3 separate regions of the Homo sapiens genome follow, and all the other regions are linked to region 3. Evidence: read pairs that join two places in POLR2A ChIA-PET (ENCODE). Cell type or tissue: HepG2. All regions are shown on one strand.

The links. Peaks named below come from ENCODE experiments on the same cell type or tissue, not always from the same donor. Only the 100,000 strongest peaks of a DNase experiment are listed, where the experiment ranks them.
Region 1: POLR2A ChIA-PET joins it to region 3 with 6 read pairs; 1 of 35 experiments calls an interaction of 5 or more read pairs at or near these places.
Region 2: POLR2A ChIA-PET joins it to region 3 with 5 read pairs; 2 of 35 experiments call an interaction of 5 or more read pairs at or near these places.

The regions. Positions count from the first base shown.
Region 1 is chr19:33,393,472-33,395,971 of GRCh38, forward strand. All of the region lies in intron 12 of PEPD (peptidase D), which reads right to left. Among named protein-coding and RNA genes, the nearest start is that of CEBPG, 21 kb to the left of the region's middle. RefSeq lists an enhancer at 1,792-2,500. In HepG2, no CTCF peak of the experiment used is centred here; DNase peaks (open chromatin) are centred at 100 and 1,060; H3K4me3 peaks cover 844 bases.
Region 2 is chr19:33,402,332-33,404,831 of GRCh38, forward strand. The region is part of intron 11 of PEPD (peptidase D); the gene reads right to left. LOC124904692 (a long non-coding RNA gene) reads left to right here. Exons shown (of 2, transcript XR_007067229.1): 1 at 1-1,092; 2 at 1,958-2,500. Among named protein-coding and RNA genes, the nearest start is that of CEBPG, 30 kb to the left of the region's middle. In HepG2, a CTCF peak has its summit at 397 (motif pointing left); a DNase peak (open chromatin) is centred at 1,370.
Region 3 is chr19:33,278,691-33,281,190 of GRCh38, forward strand. No RefSeq gene overlaps it. Among named protein-coding and RNA genes, the nearest start is that of CEBPA, 23 kb to the right of the region's middle. RefSeq lists an enhancer at 1-408. In HepG2, a CTCF peak has its summit at 1,250; DNase peaks (open chromatin) are centred at 41 and 1,231.

The DNA.
Region 1 (2,500 bases), 110 kb after region 3:
CTTGGCCGCTCCCCCGCCTCCGTGAGCCTCAGCTGCCGCTGGTCAAACAGCCCCACCTCCGTGAGCCTCAGCTGCCGCTGGTCAAACAAACAAACAGCCACAAGGCAGGCCCCGGGGGGTTGCTCTCAGAGCCTCTGTGTCACCTGGGGGCTGGAGGCAGCACCCCGGACAGTGGCATTGGCCACCATTCCTCCATCGCGCATGACCAGCCAGCCCTGGTTCCACACTTGACATTCACTTGTTCCTGGGGGTGTGCGCCAAGCCTGCCCAGCCTCTGCTGCTGCTCTTCTCTGAGAACCCAGCCCGGACAATCCTGGCCCACCTCGCCCTTCCTCTCTGCTGCTGCATCCTCCAGAGGCCAGACCACCCCAAGGCACACAGGCCGTTTTACCTCAGGCCCTTTGCTATGGCCTGTGCCAGGCCTTGACCTGTGATGCCTCATCCAAGGGGTCTCTGCATAAAAGCTGTCCCCTCTCAGAGGAGACCTTCCTGCCTTGCTGTCCCAGGCCTGGTGATTTCTCCTTGCACGGTCCATCCAGCCTGCAGCCGTCCCCTGGACGGATCTGCTCGTTTGCTTCTCATGTCTCACTCCGAGGGTGGGGGTCTCCCGAGGGCACCGCTGGGCCTGGCATAAAGTGAGTGCCCCTCAGGTCTCCCAACAGCCTGCAAAGTTGGCACATGGGGCTGGGAGGCCTCCTGTGAGTGGCTCGTGCCCCAAGCCCAGCTCAACTGCTTCCTCTCGGACGCGCCCTTCTCTGGTCACCAAAGGGGAGCCCCGGGAAGTGCAGCCAGCTTTCCAACCAGGCTAACTTCAGCAGTGGGCTACGTTCTTGGCCCAGCCTCCGCAGAGGGCGGGAATCAGGTATAAATCATGCTCTGCGGTGGCCCTTCCCGGGGGCAGGCCCGGCGCCGCCCAGATGTGCCGGCCCGGGGGTCCCCTTGGCGCCGCTGGTCTTCCTTGCCTGTGCACCCTCGGGGAAGGCCTTGCACACAGCTCTCTTGGCCGGGAGCAGGGAGTTTCTGCCTGTGTGTGGTTAGGGTTGTGACAGTGATTCAACCTCCAGCAACTTGGCCCCAGCCTCTGGCCCGGATGGTGGTTACGACACCCACCGCCTGGGCGGGGGCCCCTGGAGTGTGTGAGGGTCACTGTCCTTGCACTAGGCTGGCAGGGTGGGCACCAACTTGAGGGTTCCCTTGCTGGCCTGGGCCCACTCTCAGGCTCCTCCCACCCTGGCAGCCTGGAGACACCGTCAAGCTCTCTAGTCCAGGCTGGAAGGCACCCCCGGCCCCTAGCCAGCCTATACCCAGATGCCACACTGAGAATCACACAGCAGAAATTGGGCACCAGCTGCCCTGCGTGCCCCAACCCCCAGCAAGCACCAAACCTCATTCTGGCTTTCCCGAAGCACCCCTGCACCTGCCCCACCCCTCCTGGAGTCTGCCTGGCTCCCTCCTCCGCTGCACACCCCTTGGATGCCTGGGCCATCTCTTTAGAACGAACGGGGCAAACAGGGCCATTCCCGGCCCCGGACGAAGCCCAGGTTCTCAGCTTGGCCTGGTCTCCAGCCTCTCCCTCACCCACTCCTGGGTGGGGTGGCTGGACCAAGGCCACGGGTCCCAAGAACTGGCCCTCCCTACCTGCTGTTTCCTTAGCTGGGGCCACCTCCTCCAAGCCCGTTTTCCCAGATGTGCTCCCATTCCTCCTGTGGGCCTCTGTGGTGAGGCTCCTCCTCCAGGAAGCCCTCTCTGATTACCCCTTCCTGTACTTTGAGAATTCACGGAACACACAGCACAGCTGGGCCTGGTTATGACCTCTGGGCCTTGCAAGGGTGGTGCCCGTACTCTGCTCTGTGCCTGGCATGCTGCGGATGCTTGGTAAACGCCTGGAAGGAGAGGAGCCCCAGCTTCTCTCATGGCTCTCCTGCAGCCAGTGTTGTGCCCCATCCCCCACTCCTCTGTGTACTCAGACCCTAGAACGGGCAGGGTGGCCTCTAGGTTAGTGTCCCATCATGCGCCTCATGAAATGGCAGGGCTCAGAGGAACAAGCCCCGCTGCTCCTGCCACCCAGGCCCCAGGTGTGGCCAGCGTAGCCCCTGAGTGGTCTTCTGGGTCCACTTGGTCTCCTCAGGCAGCACCCGCTCCTGCTGGGCCTAGGGCCCAGGCCAGCTCCTTGGAGCCTCAAAGCATCCATCACAGCCCCGAGGCCTCCTACCCGGAGTGTGACAGCCCCAGGGGGCTCCCGGGCCTGACCGAGCTACAAAGGCAGCATCCTCAGAGCTGCCTCCAGACAAAGAGCGCACTTCATCTGTGGAACATGGCCCTCGGGATGGATGGGTGTGAGCCAGGCTCTAGGGGTGTAGGACAGCAGGCTCCGGCCGGGGTCCCAGGGCAGGCCCTGAGGGCTGGCTGAGCTGGCACGGGGCTGAGGACCTCCAGCTCACCCCACCCTGCACGGGACGTGAGTAGAAGAACCCCATCTGCTGCCAGAAATTCTGGGGAC
Region 2 (2,500 bases), 120 kb after region 3:
CCGTGCTTGTGGGAAGCAGAGGAGGAGGGGGCTGGGCAGGGACCCCGGATGGGATGCACGGCCTAGAACTCCGGGCCTGAATCACACCACCTGCTTCTTCCAGGACCCAGAGCATCTGGGCAGACACTCAGTCGGCGGCTAGGGCCTCTGGCTCTGCTGCAGCTCTGGGGCCCCCTAGCTGGAGGGGTGTGCCCGACACTACCCCTCTGCCCATGGGGATGGGACGGACATATTCTGCCAGGGCCCAAGGGGAGGGCAGGGAGGAAGTGCCAGACAGCCTCATGTCCAGCAAGGCTTTCCCAGGGCCTGCTGGCCACATGTCCCCGAAGCCAGGTGGGCCCCCTCACCCTGTCCACCTGCACCCTGGCACCCTCCGGTGGCAGGCAGAGACCAGCAGGACACAGGCAGGGGCGTGGAGAATGGGGCAGAGGTGCCAGCTGTCCAGGACGGGAGGGGCCTGGGGGCCAGCAGAGAGGCAGGATGGCATGGGACAGATGGCGTGGGACAGACAGTGTGGGACAGATGACAGGAGGCCTGCTGAGGCAGGAGGATGGTGGCTGGGGCTGCCCTCTGGATGCCCTGTAAGAGGGACCCTTGGCACAGCAGGGCCCGGAAGGAGTAGGGCCTGTCCTTGCTGTGCAAAGGACCTCAGGGCCCTCTCTGGGCAACGGCAGAGAAGCAGCCTCCCGCTCATCCTGTGGTGTGGAAGGGACAGGATACGGGAAGGGCTGCTGGATCCAAACCTGGCTCTCAGGACTCCCCGGAAGCAGCCCAGGTGGACAAGGCTGGGCCTGGCTGAGGGGGCGGAGGGGCGCAGGTGGTGCCCCTTTCCATCCATCCCACCTAGGCACCTCGGGAGGCTGCAGGCAGCAGACACAGAGCGGAACCCTCGGGTCCACCAGCCCCTTCACAGGTCATGGCCAAGTCACGACACTGATGGTGATGACCCTGGCTGGCGGAGGCTGGTCTAGCCCTAGGACCAGAGCCCACCACGTCTGCAGGGTCCAGAACCAGAGCCAGGAGGGCTGAGGAAGTGCAGCTGCCCCTCTTTGGCTCCACCCTGGGCTTCCCATGGGGTCCATCTGTAGCTGGGTGAGTCCTGACAAGTCTGAGGCCAGGGGCACAGCCGCGGCTTCCGTCACGAGGGCCTCTCACCCAAATCCCAGCTCTCACGGTAAACACAACCACTCCACAAACATTCCAGAAGCTGCCTGTGCGCCTGCCTGTGGGGGGTCCTGTCCCATGGGAGGGAGCCAGGGGGTGGAGGACCCTGGCCTCATGTGGAGCAAGGAGCAGGGCCACGTGGCTGGACAGGCAGCGTCAGCCGCCCCATGGAGGCAGATTTCTAAAGGAAAAACTTGAATGCACGGCCAGGACGCTTTGCTGAAATCCAAAGTCCCCAGCCGGGCACTTTTTAATCTCCTGTCTTTTCTGATTGCAAAACACCATAAGCAGTGTCAACAGGGCAGAAAGGTCCAGATAACACCTCAGGTGACTCTCAGGCTGGGGGGAGGAGCCCCGCCTGCATGACAGGGAGCTTTGGGGTGGGTCAGAGTCACAGGATCTCTGGATGCAGTGGGCTGCTTAGGCCAACAACTGCCTGGAAGTCTACTCCTGCACAGGGCCTAGGCTTCCCCACGGCTGGCCGGGAAGGCGGGGCACATGGAAGCTCTAAACTGAAGGGAAACTGAGGCTCAGATCACGGGTCCAGGAAAGCCCTGAGTCAGGAGGGTAAACAACTCGAAGCCCAGCAATGGGTTCTTAGGTCCTGGCGGCAGTGCTCAACCTTCACGGCCTCAGTTTTTCCATCTGTAAAATGGGACCCTCCCACTGCTGTAGCTCTGGGGAGTGGAGCCATATGGAACACAGCCCAGTTTTGCCTGGGGACAGCTAAGCATTTTCATTTAGGTTCCCCAGAGTCAACCAAGAAAAATGGTTTGTGGTTTGTTGGTTTTAGAACATGCAAGAATAGCCTGGGCAGAGAGGACAGGGCCAGGAGTATGGGGGACACGGATTCCTAGGAGGCGCCAAATCAGAAGGTGACCTGCAACAGCAGCCGGGGCAGAAAGTCCTACCGGACTGTGCTGACACAAAAGAAAAAGCAGAAACTGAACTATCGTTTAAAAAACAACAACAACAACAACAACCAGGAAGCCCACAAGAATACCCCGAACAATGAAATCATCTAGGAATGTAAAAACAAGACTGTTCTCCAGTGCAGACCAGACTCAGATCCCAGTTCCCCAAACTCCCGCCAGCAAAGCAGAAAGACCATGGGATGGTGGGTGCCTGGATATCATCCGCCAGCCTGACTTTATCTTCCAGCTTGTAGAAGACTGTAACTGCATTTCTTGTTTGAAAATGATCTGCTTTCTGGAGGGGGAAGTATACACCCAGCCAGCCAGCTCCATCCTGCCCAGCGAGGCTCGGGTATGGAGCTGAAGTCTATTTTCGTGCTCCTCTCAGTTCCCTATCTTTTTCTGCCTTAAAAAAATCCCCC
Region 3 (2,500 bases):
TTTGCCCTGGAGCTGCGGCACCTCGGGGTTGGGGGAACTGATGGCCTCACCTCCCCCACCCCCTGCAGCCCCTGCTCCTCCCCACAGGAGTCTGGCCAGAGAGTTGGGCCCTGGGGAGGCCACACAGCCAGGACACATGTCCTGGCCCCAGGCAGAACCCTTGCCCTGGCCACAGAGCCACACCAGCCAGGTCAACTCTGTCCTCTGAAATCCCTGGAGACCAGGGCAAGCCCCCCCCACCCACTCCCTGGGGCAGCTTCGGACTCCCACTCACCTCCAGGTTGGGAAAACTGACCCCCAGCCCAGGGCAGGAGGCAGGATGTGGAAGGGCCTCTAGCAGAGCTGAGGTCCAGCCGGCCATGTCGGGGGAAGGACGACCCTGTACCCTGTCATTCCCCTCACAGTGTGAGGCCCCAGGGAATAACCTGCCCTGGCAGGGGACTGAGAAGCAGGAGCAGTTTCCCAGCTCTGGAGCATGCTGGGTGGGAGCAGGCACGGGGCGTCTCTGGGGGTGGGGAGCAGCCCCTCCTTGCCTAGGCAGTCACTTTCTGGGGGCCAGCACTTCCCACACTCTCTTTTTTTTTTTTGAGACAGAGTCTCACTTTGTCACCCAGGCTGGAGTGCAGTGGCACGACCTCGGCTCGCTGCAACTTCCACCTCCTGGGTTCAAGCAATTCTCCAGCCTCAGCCTCCCAAGTAGCTAGGATTACAGGCGTGTGCCACCACACCCAGCTAATTTTTTGTATTTTTAGTAGAGATGGGGGTTCCCCATGTTGGCCAGGCTGGTCTCGAATTCCTGTTGATTCTCGAATTCCTGGTGATCCACCTGCCTTGACCTCCCAAAGTGCTGGGATTACAGGTGTGGGGCATCACGTCCGGCACTTCCCATGCTCTCAGAGCATTCACTGCTGCTGTCCAGGTCAGAGTCTGCCAGTGCCCTCCTCCAGGAAGCCCACCTGGGCTGGACCAGAAGAGGCAGGAGCCTGAAGCAGCCGGCCTTCCTCCCCACCACACACCGGGACCGGGGCTTCCCCTCGCCACACTGATTAGGCTGGAAGTGGGGGGCTTCCAGCTTCCCACTTCTGGAAGACCCCACCTGCACCCAGCCTGCCTGGGGCTCAGGGCTGCATTGAAAATGCCTGACTTTCCACCCCAGAGTCCAGGGCAAGGCACAGCTTCTGATAACCCCTGGGCTGATGTTTGAGCAAGGCCCCTGGGAAAAAGTCCTCAGGCCTTACTGAGCCCAGTGCTGCCGCTGTTGCTACAGCAGACAACCTGGGGCAACGTCTCCGGAAGCTGGAGAACGGGCAGGTGGGGCAGCCACAAAGAGGGCTCCAGCGGTGTCGGCTGCCTCGGTGTGCGGTTCACTGTGGCTGTGTCCACCTGCTGCCTTCCTCTCTGGGCACTTCCACTGATATCTGGGAGGAGGCCACCTCCAGGGGTTGTGAGCACTCAAATGAGACAATGTGGGCAAGTGCCTGGCCTGCTGCTTGGCGCACACTGAACCCTCAATGAATGCAGCCATCAGCCCTGCTCAGGCTGGCAGGGTTGTGAGGACTGGAGGATCCAGGTCATCTCTGCAGACCAGGGCAAGGCCTACTGCTGGACAAGGGGAAGGCTTGGGACTAAATCTCTGCCTTCCTGGCCCCCAGAGTCCACAAGGCACAAATGTGCACTTGCACGCCCCCCCCAACACACATACACACACACATACACACACACACATACACATACACACACACACATACACATACACACACACACACACACACACACACATACACACATACATACACATACACACACACACATACACACACACACACCTGGCTTGGCTTCCCATTACCCAGCCACCTGCTGGAAAACCAAGAGCTGTCTCTTGAAAAGGATGATTAAGAACCAGCCTTGACTACTCAAACTGAAACTCCAAACCCTCCTCTGGGGTACCCAGCTCCTCTGGAGCCTGTGGGCGAAAAGCTCTTACCATAGTGGAAAAAATATTCTGCCGAAACGGAAGTCTTCCTCAATTTAGCTGAGTCATTTTCTTGTGGTTAAGGAAGTCCGGGTTACCTCTGGCCCTTCCCCTGATGCCCATGGCCTAGCCAGCTTGGGGGACCCCAGTCCACACTCCCGCCCTGGCAGGGGGCATGCCCATCCCGGCAAACCTGCAGGGCCCTTGATTGTAAGTCACCCCACTCACCCCGGGCTGCTTCTCACCACTGTTTCCTGTGCTGAAGTGGGAGTCCAGACCCCCAAGAACCAGGATCCAGGGTCACTGATCACCAGGTCACCAGGGGCAGCTCCTACAGGCCTGGGGTCTGCCTGCGCTTCCTGTCGGGGATGGTGGCCCCTTGAGGATAGAGGCCTCCTGTGGATTGACACTCTGCTCCTGTGTCCCCAGCTTGGGCAGCTCTTAGCACGAGGTCGGTATCAGGAGCCCAGTCTCCCAGCATTCAGCAGCTCACAGATCCCCCAAGGAGCCGGTAGCTTGGAATGAGTT